Regions from separate parts of the Homo sapiens genome. Here region 1 is linked to region 2. A link is a contact called in ENCODE Hi-C data. All regions are on one chromosome and are shown on one strand. Each heading gives the region's core, a stretch centred on a gene start or an enhancer-like site at or near the end of the contact. The rest is flanking DNA. Distances are from core to core; before and after follow the strand shown.

Region 1 (5,542 bases), core at 119-2,618, 1.6 Mb before region 2:
GCTATGCCCTAATTGCTAGGAGTGTTTATCGAATATTTTCCTTAGGGTAGATTTTGATAGAGTATCTGCTACCCCCTCACCCCCTCAAGCCTGCACAGGTGGATAGGGGGTGGGTGGACAGGATACTGAGAAACCTTGGCAAGCAGTGGGACTTAGCCCCTGGGCCAGTGAGCACACATGGGAAACTCCACCTCTCCCTGAGCCAGCTCCGGCACTTCTCACCACTGAATCAACGCCCAAGCATGCTATATTCGTTTCTAAGACTTCTTGCTAAACAAAACAAGGAAATAAAAAAAAAAATGTTAAAAGAAAGGAGGTGGGAATACTCAGAGTCAATATAACCATCGCTAACCAAATAAACGGGCTGATGGAGTCAACTCGCTACTGCGTGTAACGGATTGATTTGCTCAGGGTTGAAATGCAAGTGCCGATCGCCTCTCCATATTCGCGGAGTATCTTCCCAGTATCTCCCCTCTCCGACCCTGGGAGGGTGCACCCTTCTGTCTCCGCGGCCACGTCCCCTCGCCCCTTCCCCCTCCTGCCTCCACGCAGCGGATCCGGAGGGGTGTAGGCCGCTCCAGCCCCGGCTGCAGTCTGTGACCCTGACGCAGGTCGAGGGGGGCTAATCCCAGGGGACCTCAAGGGGGCGGGCTGGAGATCCCGAACCTGAGCACCCAGCTGGTGAGCCGGTTTTGCAAGGCGGGGTGGACCTGGAGGAATGTGACCCTCAAACTTAGCAACGACTCACATCTTGCAGTGGCAAATGCCCGGTATCCTGGGCATCCTTGGTGGGGTGGGGTGGGACGCGGAGGGGTGCAACGAAAGCGGACTCCCAGCAGGGGCGACGCGTGGAGGGCGCAGGACAGGGCCCGGGAGGGGTCCTGGGGTCGCAGGTGCGGCCCCGGGAGAGAGGAAGGGCGCACTAGCCGCATACTCAAGACGCAGAGGGAGGGCAGGAGGAGGAGGAGGAGTCGGGGAGAGCGAGAGGGAACCGGAGGGGATTCCGGGAACCGCTGCAGGGAGGCGGCGTTTTCCCTCCAGTCAGCTGGCCACGCGCTCCGCTCCCGCGACCCCGCCACGCTGCGTTACCTTTGCAGCTCTCGCCTTGCGGCTCCCGAGAGATGCTAGCCTCGGGCCCCAGCCGCGCCCGGCTCTGGGACCCGACGCTCGCGGTCAGGATGCGCCTCGCGGGCGGCCTCTCGGACAGAAGCGGCGGGCGGGGGACAAAAGCGGCCCGTGCGGCCGGGTGGTGGTCCGCGGGCTGCGCTCGGGGAACTGTTCGGCTCGCCGGCGGGATTCCTACCCGCCGGGAAGAAGCGTCTTTAGTGCGGGTGCGCGCGCCGAGCCCCGGCCTACGAGGAGCGATACGGAAGCGCGGGCGCCGCGCCGCCGCCGGCGCGGGGGCGGGGGCGGAGCCAGGGGCGGGGCCGGAGCCAGGGGCGGGTCCTGGGCCGCTGGCGGGGCTGGAGCAGGGCCGGAGGCGGAGGCCGGGCCGGGGGCTGGGCAGGAGAATAGAAAAAAGGTCCGGTCATTTACAATCGTCTGCTGCCGATTGTCAGCTCCTAACCAATCCCGCCTTCGCCGAGAAAGCTCCATAGGGGAAGAATTTGGGACTGTTTTGTTTACTGAAGTATCCTTAGGGGTTAGAATAGTGCCTGGCATTTAGAAGACACCCAAAGATGTGTTGACTGACTGAATGAATGAATGAACTAAAGAGTGAATGGGTTCTCTCCTGGCTCCCCCACTTGTTAATTGTATAAACCTGCATGATATAATTCTCCAACTAGTAAAACGAGGATAAAAATACCTACCATTGAGTAAATGTTGTAAATATCTACAACATTATCCGTTGTAGATTCTCCCCTCTTCTCCGCGGGTCTCTTCTCCATACTCCTACCCTTCCCTCGACCCCCCACTGATCAACGTGTTTCGGGATAGGCAGAAAGACAGATGTTCTTCATTAATTTGTCTGCTTGTTATTTATAGCCTGTCAACTTCTAAAATAGACTATGAGGCCGGGAGCGGTGGCTCACACCTGTTATCTCAGCACTTTGGGAGGCCAAGGCAGATGGACCATCTGAGGTCAGGACTTCAAGACCCAGCCTGACCAACATGGTGAAACCCTGTCTGTACTAAAAATACAAAAATTAGCTGGGCGTGGTGGCGGGCGCCTGTAATCCCAGTTACTTGGGAGCCTGAGGCAGGAGAATTGCTTGAACCTGGGAGGTGGAGGTTGCAGTGAGTTGAGATTGCACCATTGCACTCCAGCCTGGGAGACAAGAGCGAAACTCTGTCTCAAGAAAAACGAAAAAAAAAAGAAAATCCAAAACCAAAATAGACTATGAGGCAGCTTTCAAGTAAAATGTATGTATATTCTAAACATTACAGCTACTAAAATGGAAATGTTAATATCTTTTTGAAGGAGAGGGAAAAGATACACTAACCACCTAAATTGTTTTAACTGAGTATTTAATCTCTCGTTCAGCTTTCTGGCCTCCTAGGAAAGGGAGGAGGAGGATGTTTCATACTTTTTGTAGATGGGAAAAATGAGCCTTTTAATCTATGAAGTCAACCAACATTTGCTGATACTCCTTTAAGGCTAGGCACAAGGGTGATCATAAAGAGGATGTCACGGTCCTGCCTCTTATGTGACCCTTGGCAGAATTCCCACCAGCCCCATACGATCTGAAGGGAACTTATCTAGGATCCTATTTCTTATAAAAGACATTCAACATTGAAAATATTTTCAGCCACAGTTTTAGAGAATTTGCAGAAATAGCCTCTGAAAATGGGAGAAATCCAATACCAAACTCCATGTGCTGCATGCACTCTTTTATATAAACATATATATTAAAAATAAAACTATGTCAAAACCTTAACTATGACTTATTGCAGATTGGATGATAGTAGGTGATTTTTATTTTGTTTCCTTTCCAAACATTCTACAGTAAACATCCTTACTTATATAATTAGGAAAAAGATTTTTTAAAAAACAAATGCAGTCCTGGCTAACACGGTGAAACCCCGTCTCTACTAAAAATACCAAAAAAAAAAAAAAAAAAAAAAAAAAATTAGCCAGGTGTGGTGGCGGGCGCCTGTAGCCCCAGCTACTCAGGAGGCTGAGGCGAGAGAATGGCGTTAACCCAGGAGGTGGAGCTTGCCGTGAGCCAAGATTGCGCTACCGCACTCCAGCCTGGGCGACAGAGCGAGACTCCGTCTCAAAACAAGCAAACAAACAAAAAACAAAACAAAACAAAAGCAAATGCAGTCTATGCCAAGGTGTGAAGAGCTTGAAAGCTGTCACTCCACTCCCCACAACAAGAGAAAAGCTGAACAAATTGAAGATTAACAACTCTTCTTGTTTCAGTATCAGTGAATTGAGTCACAGGGCAAACTGCAAAAACTGAAAGACAGACAAATGCAAAGAATCACAGTTTACAGGGACCAGAAGCCTCTGAAATCATAGCAAAACTTAAATTGTAATTGACTAATTGCTGGAGACTGAGTGTGGACTAGCTTGAGAATTAAACACTGTTGGGTACTCAGTCTTAGAGGGATGCTCCCCAAATTGTTAAAGGTTTACTCCAAGAAGCTCTACCAAGTTCTCATGGTAAAGACCACAGAAAAATTCCTGACTGGCCGGTGGGAGGGGAAAAGTAAACATTTTGAGATATGCCCAGAGTGTTCTGTAACAAAAACCTGTCCTCAGGGCAATTACATTACTGGAGCCTAAACTGACCTAGCAGAAGGGCAATTAGACAACTCAGCCCCCTCTAGCCTTCCTGTCTATCATGACTGGAGGAAAAAAGCAAAAGTTAAGAAACTTCTCGGAGGGTCATAGCCCAGAGACTCAGGCCCATTAAAGAAAACTCTGGGAATTAATCATAAGATTGTAGAATGTTTTGCCTCCACAGTATCTTACCACCACATCAACAGGACTCTGTAGTATAATAACGGTGGATTACAACTCCATTTAAGAAGGCATTTCTAGGAAAACCCAAAGACAATGGAGGAGACAAAAATGAGGACACTAAATAAAACTGAAGCCTCTGACACCTACAACTACAGCAAACATTTAACACAGCCTAACTCTTAGCCAGATAAACCTAACACCTTATCCTAAAGGGCCATTTATCTCAGCTCCCATGACCTGATATGTTATATCTAGTTTTTAACAACGAATTACAAGGCATGCTGAAAGGCAGACAACACCAAGCACAATTGGAAGAGACAAAGCAAGCTTAGAAATAAGACTCGGAGATGGCAGAGAATTTGCAAATCAGACTAGGAATTTAAAATCATGATGATCGCTATGCTAAGGGTTTTGTTTTTTCATAGAAAAATATATGGTCTGGTTCCTGCCTAGAGCTCCTAAATCCCCTGCAATTTCCTGAGTAATAGGGGTGATAGGCGTTATAACGAGGCTACTGTTTTTGTTTTTGTTTTTGTTTTGAGACCGAGTCTCGCTCTTTTTCCCAGGCTGAAGTGCAGCTGCGCGATCTCGGCTCACTGCAAGCTCCACCTCCCGGGTTCACACCATTCTCCTGCCTCAGCCTCCCAAGTAGCTGGGACTACAGGCACCCGCCACCACACCCAGCTAATTTTTTTTTTTTTTTTTTGTATTTTTGTAGAGACGGGGTTTCACCATGTTAGCCAGGATGGTCTCAATCTCCTGACCTCATGATCTGCCCGCCTCGGCCTCCCAAAGTGCTGGGATTACAGGCGTGAGCCACCGCGCCCAGCAATGAGGCTACTCTTGGTGAGCCCCTGGATAGCTTTTAGATGGAGGCTGGTCACCAAAAAGACCAAGCCCAATAATCAATAAAGCCTGGAACTTTTGGCCCTACCCCCTCCACCCCAACCTCCAGGAAGGAGAGAGGGACTAGAGACTGAGTTAATGATCAATCATGCCTACATGATGTAACCTCCATAAATAACCCCTGAACAACCAACAGAGTTTGAAGAGTTTCTGGGTTGGTTAACACATTAAAGTTCTGGGAGGTTGGTACACTTAGAGACGGCATGGAAGCTCAGTGCCCCTTTCTCCCATACCTTGTCCTAGGTATCTCTTCCACTTGGCTGTTCCTGAATTGTATCTTTTATATAAACCGGTAATAGTAAGTAAAGTGCTTTCCTGAGTTCTGTGAGTAGCTGTAGGGATTCTGTAGATGTTCTTTATCAGGTTGAGAATAATTGTCCAAATAATAATAGCAGCAACATATTGGTTGATTATAGCTTATGAATAAGTGAAATGTATAATAACAATGTTATAAGGGTTGAGAGGGAGAAATTGGGGATACTCTTTTCTAAGATACTTGTGTACTACCCATGAATTAGTGTATTGTTATTTGAAAATGGACTTAGATTAGTTATAATGTATATTGCAAACTCTAGGGCAGTCACTAAAGATTTGTTAAAAAGAAGTATAATTAATGTGATGGTTAATAGTGAGTTTCAACTTGATTGAATTGAAAGATGCAAAGTATTGTTCCTGGGTGTGTCTGTGAGGGTGTTGTCAAAGGAGATTAACATTTGAGTCAGT
Region 2 (5,453 bases), core at 1,704-4,203:
ACTGCTTTCTGAAATCTTTTCAAGCACTGAAACCTAGGTAACCTTTCCACTCTACCAAAATGAAAGCAAGCAGTATAGCCATTCAGGTAATGGTGACAGGTAATGGTGCTCCGTGGCTACATACAGAAATCAAGGAAGTTACAACTAGATCTCAGGACTAAAATAAACACAACATCCACACCACACCGTCATACAACATGTCAGTGTCTCTTGTTTTTAGCTTGGTTTGTTTTCAAATACGGCCAACAGTTAAGGGGCATTAACCCTTAAGATGTGACTTTCCACTGGAAAATATCATTGCTCAAATGAAGTATCCTGGCAATTGCTGCCTTTTTAAATTCTTTTCTTTTTGACAATAGATACTGTGACTCTTCTACAACCTTTAATTTTGGAAAAACTCAAATGTGAAAGTTGTCCCTCAAACACTCTGTTATCAAGAGCACAGGGCCAAAAACAGCAGGTTCTTTGAAACCTCCATTTAACCGGTAATACATTCAGGACATCTAAGTAGCTGTGCTCGGGTACAACCCTGCAGGGACCAGGCTATGAACTTAAGTGAATAACACAGGCCTGGGAAGCGAAAAAATATATGAACTGCTACAGCAGTACTGTCCTGGGCTAATGAAGGCTCAGTATGAAGAGATCTCCAAAAATTCTTCAAGAGAAGCTAGGAAAACTGGATTAATACGTGAAAAATTCTGATCTGTAAAAACTAGCAAAGAGTCCAAGATTTTAAACACGGAATAGGCCAAGCCAAGTAGCTGATAGCCAATGTATTATCTCTGCATATCTGGAAAGCTGGAATGCTCCACTATCCAAGGCTCATTCTCAGGTACAACGGGCACCAAACAAAACGAAGTCAGGCGCTTAAAAGAAGGAACTATGCAAGCTGCTCAGGGAAGGTGGAAAACCTGGGTTCATGCATGGATTCTCAATGGCCAGGGAGAAGGGATTCCTCAGAGGCGTCTTAAGAATAGCACTGGTGGCCGGGCGGGGTGGCTCACGCCTGTAATCCCAGCACTTTGGGAGGCCGAGGCGGGTGGATCACGACGTCAACAGATCGAGACCATCCTGGCCAACATGGTGAAACGCCGTCTCTACTAAAATATAAAAAATTAGCCAGGCGTGGCGGCGCGCGCCTGTAGTCCCAGCTACCCGGGAGGCTGAGGCAGGAGAATTGCTTGAACCTGGGAGGCGGAGGTTGCAGTGAGCTGAGATCGCGCCACTGCACTCCAGCCTGGGCGACAGAGCGAGACTTGGTCTGAAAAACAAAACACTAGTACTGGTGAATTATGTGGGGAGAAGTAAAGAGGGACAAAAAGAAGTCTGACAAATGAAACAGCAAAATGGAGTCAAATGCCAAAGAACCTTTTCCAGAAAATCTGGAGACCTATTAAAGAAAAAGGCTAAACTCATTATCTCCCTCACATATATTTCAGACATTTACACAGACTAACTGTTCCTGTCCTCTCACGTTTCTGTAAACCCCTTTAAAGACTGAATCTCATTCGTATAGTAAATATTCCCTCATGATTTTTAAGCCGAGTGCAAGAGAAAATTTTCCACCAGTTGGTAACTTCACTAAGGTTCTGGGGACAGTGTTATCACAAGCACCTTCCTTGCAACACGTTTTGTAATTTTACTGATAAAAGTTCTGAAAATATTTCTGTATATTTTACAAGAGTCGTTCAGAAGTTTGTCTCTGACCATCTTAGCAACCTGCCTACTGGCAGAGCAATTTTAAAGCCACTTTACGAAAATGTGGCTTAAGAAATGCTCCGACAACAGTTATTAAGTGCCAATTCGGTGTAATGGAAACTCCAGGTCTTCTAATTTCCAAATACGAAACTCCACCCACTGTCCTCAAACGACAGTTCTCAATCGTAGGTGCACATCAAAATCACTTTTGGAAACTTTCAAAAAACAGCAATACTCACCCTGCACTAGGACAGGTTTTGATGTAATTGGTCGGAGGTTGGGCTCTGGTGTATTTTTAGTAAGATCTTCAAATAAGCTAACTGTGCACCCAAAGTTAAGATCACTGCCCTCAAAAATCCCCAAAAGGGTCAGTTAAACCTCTGGCTCCCGGAGCTTAGGAGGAGGAAAAGGACCTCTGTTCAAGGCTACCTTCTCTGCCCTTGCAGCCCAATCATGACCTAGAACAGAGGCCAGCAAACTTCCCTGCAAAGTGTCACACAAACGGTCTCTGTTGCGTATTTTTGTTTTCCAAAGCCTTTTAAAAATATAAAAACCATTCCTAGCCTTAGAGCTGTACAAAAGCGAAGACTCCCTGACCTAGAGCGCTGAAGCCGGAAAGCGGAGAGGGATGCGAAGACACCAGGCGGGCCCAGGCGCAGTCGCCATCCCCGGGCTGGGCCTGGCACTGCGCCACTCGGTGTCCGCGGGACCCTCAGGAACGAGAACACGGCCAAGCAAGGGACGAGCACAGCCGCTCCAGGCACCACGACAGACCCGCGGCGGCGGCCCAAGGACCACAGAGGGCAGCACGCCCGCCCCCGCCCCTCCCCGGCCCGCGGCAATCCCTCCCCGCGCTCCCGCCACGCGCAGGCCCAGCCCCGCGGCGGCCTCGGTCCCACGCCCCGCGCCCGGGCCCGCCCGGTGACTCAGCACTTGGGCACCGCACCGCTGGGGGCGAAGGCACCGACCGGGCGGCACGGGCCGGGACCGGGCGCTGGACCAGGGCGGCCCCGAGGCCTGGCGGGCGACCCGCTCCTAGCAAAGGTGCGCGGGGGGACGAGCGGGTGGGAGCGGCCTCGCAAACAAGCCTCCGTCCCAGCCCTTGCCTTCTGCTCGAAATTGATGATGCCCTGCACTGGGCCGTCGCCCTTCAGCACGCACACGGCCTTCGTCGCCATAACTCGCTAGGCCACGCCGAGGTCCTGGTTCCGAGGACTGCAACGGAAACCCCAGACGCTGCAGGAGACTACGACGCAAACCAGCACCCCGTCTCCGCGACTACTTTATAGGCCAGACCTCCGCGCCTCGCCCACTCTGGCCCCAAACCAATCGCCTCGCACGCGCTCAGCCCGCCCCCTGCGGCAGCCTCGGGTCGCGAGTGGCCGGGAATGACTGGGGGCGGGGCCAAGGGGCCGCGTGCGCCGGAGACTCCCCCCGCCCCGCAGCCGGGAAACGTCCAGAACCCCGAAATGTGGAGAAAACAACCTTCTTTTCACGGGGGCGTGGCCCGCCGGTTGCAGTACGCGAAATTGGCAAAATGATGTAAACAGGGTACGCTTTGAAAATCTGAAGTCACTTTGTCTAGAAATGTCATTAGTTATGACTGAGTTTGGCCACAGCGTCTCATTTGTTACTCAGCAATTGGGACGCCCCAAGATGGATGCTTTTGTAGTTTTCATTTTTTTGTCTTGTTTTTTAGTTTTCTGAGGGTATAGAAAGTCGCTACACCTCAATCCCGGGACTTACCTTTTCTTCCCCTGCAATTTTCTTAGTCCTTAGTATAGAGTTTCTTATTTGGTTGGCAGAATTCGGTATTCTTTTTATATTTTTCCTGTTTGGCAAGGCCACAACCCTACAGATAACCAAACGGCAACTAGTTGGCTTCTAGGCATCACCTGCGTTTTTGTCTGGCCTAAAGGCCACAACACTCAAGGAGGGTAGAATGGTGAAATAATTTATGATGCCTCCATACAACAGGAATGATAAATATGACTTACCTTTCAAGGGAAATATTTCAAAAACATATTGTGAAATGAGAAAATAGTGCAAACTACTTTTGTCCGGGGCGAGGGGGTTGTTTGTTTGATTTTTGAGACAGGGTCTCGCTCTGTCACCCAGGCTGGAGTGCAGTGGCGCCATCATAGCTCACTGCAGCCTCCACCTCCTGGGTTCAAGCCATCCTCCTGCCTCAGCCTCCCAAGTACCTGGGACCACAGGCATGTGCCACCACACCTGGCTGATTTTTGTATTTTGGGTACAGATGGGGTTTTACCATGTTGCCCAGGCTGGTTTCAAACTCCTGAGCTCAAGCCAGCCATCTACCCACCTCGGCCTCCCAAAGTGCTGGGATTACAGACATGAGCCACCACGTCCAGCCTAGTACTTAATATTGAGTATGGCAAAATACTGAGACTTAATTGAAGTCCAGTGTGAAACAACAATAGAAGCTATTCCAGCCTCGTTTGGAGTACACTACTATCGATTTATTTACTTATTTATTATTTACGCTATTTAGACCCTCAGACTCTAATGCATCCTCTATCAGAGAAATACAATTCACATTTTTTTATCATCCTCTAGGAAGTATACATATTTGCAGTTTTGCCTGTTGTATTTGGTAGTAGTCTCCAGATAATTCGTATATTCTAAACGGTTGCATAAACAGTGCAAATGCTGGCCAAAGGGCCTTTGCCCAAGGCTAAAGTTTCTTTGGGTTCCAGGAAGTTCGGCAGATTTCAGTTCATTGTAAACTTGCCAAGGGATCCGCCCACAGACACGAGAGAGCTGCTTTGGGACAGTGAATTACTCTTCTTTTGAGACGGTCTAATGATGCCTGGGTGGTGCCTTCGTAGGATGGTCGTCACACCTGAACAAGGGGGTCCCTGGCCCCAGGCCCCATGCTTTACTGGGCCCTGTTCTGTCCCTCTTCTGGCATCATCTCCCATGGAGAAAAGAATGTGTTGAAGCCAAGAAGATGCTCCCCCCGCAAGAATATCATCTCTGCTAGAACAGGGGTAAGGAATTTAACTCTGTGATATTTAAGAGTATTTATATCTTCCTAATGCAGGGCATCGAATGTGGGCACTATGGACATTTTGGGCCAGACAGTTCTTTGCTGTGGAGGCTGTCCTGTACACTGTAGGATGTTCAGTAGAATCCCTAGCCCCTACTCACTAGATGCCAGTAATACCCTGTCCCTCCCTGCCAGGCTGGGATAACCAAAAATAATTCCAGACGTTGCCAAATCACTCCCAGTTAAGAATCACTGTTTTTATTTATTTATGTATTTATTTTGATATGGAGTCTCACTCTGTCACCAGGCTGGAGTGCAGTGGTGCAATCTCAGCTCACTGCAACCTCCGCCTGCTGGGTTCAAGTGATTCTCCTGCCTCAGCCTCCCGAGTAGCTGGGACTACAGGCGTGCACACCATGCCTGGCTAAGTTTTTGTATTTTTAGTAGAGATGGGGTTTCACCATGTTGGCCAGGCTGGTCTCGAACTCCTGACCTCAAGTGATCTGCCAGCCTCGGCCTCCCAAAGTGCTGGGATTACAGGTGTGAGCCACCACACCCGGCCAAGAACCACTGTTTAGAACACCACTTGAGTACCCGGATCCTGGAATTTCCTGCCCAAAGAGCCCTGAGCCTGTGTATAGGATCCTGAACAGGCCACACAGGGACTGTCCCTTGTTGAGTACACTGCTAGCCTTGAACGTAGGCCCTGCCCAGTGCCACAAGGAGCAGGGGTGGGGAAAGG

The links. Hi-C counts contacts between places; a loop is a spot of excess contacts on that map. Pooled maps may share reads with other maps.
Region 1: a pooled map shows a loop between it and region 2 (5-fold over the local background). The contact joins the promoter of IFNAR2 here to the promoter of SOD1 in region 2. A Hi-C loop is called at or near these places in 6 of 50 pooled maps.

The regions. Positions count from the first base shown.
Region 1 is chr21:33,225,764-33,231,305 of GRCh38, reverse strand. IFNAR2 (interferon alpha and beta receptor subunit 2) reads right to left here and starts at 1,368. Exons shown (of 9, transcript NM_001289125.3): 1 at 1,090-1,368. It overlaps IFNAR2-IL10RB (IFNAR2-IL10RB readthrough), which reads right to left and starts at 1,368. Exons shown (of 13, transcript NM_001414505.1): 1 at 1,090-1,368. RefSeq lists silencers at 902-951, 972-1,031, 1,092-1,551.
Region 2 is chr21:31,657,193-31,662,645 of GRCh38, reverse strand. It overlaps SOD1 (superoxide dismutase 1), which reads right to left and starts at 2,953. Exons shown (of 5, transcript NM_000454.5): 1 at 2,805-2,953. The coding sequence starts at 2,876. SOD1-DT (SOD1 divergent transcript) reads left to right here and starts at 2,622. Exons shown (of 3, transcript NR_187558.1): 1 at 2,622-3,249; 2 at 4,551-4,712. RefSeq lists enhancers at 593-1,101, 1,102-1,611, 2,111-2,310 and silencers at 2,471-2,750, 3,021-3,340.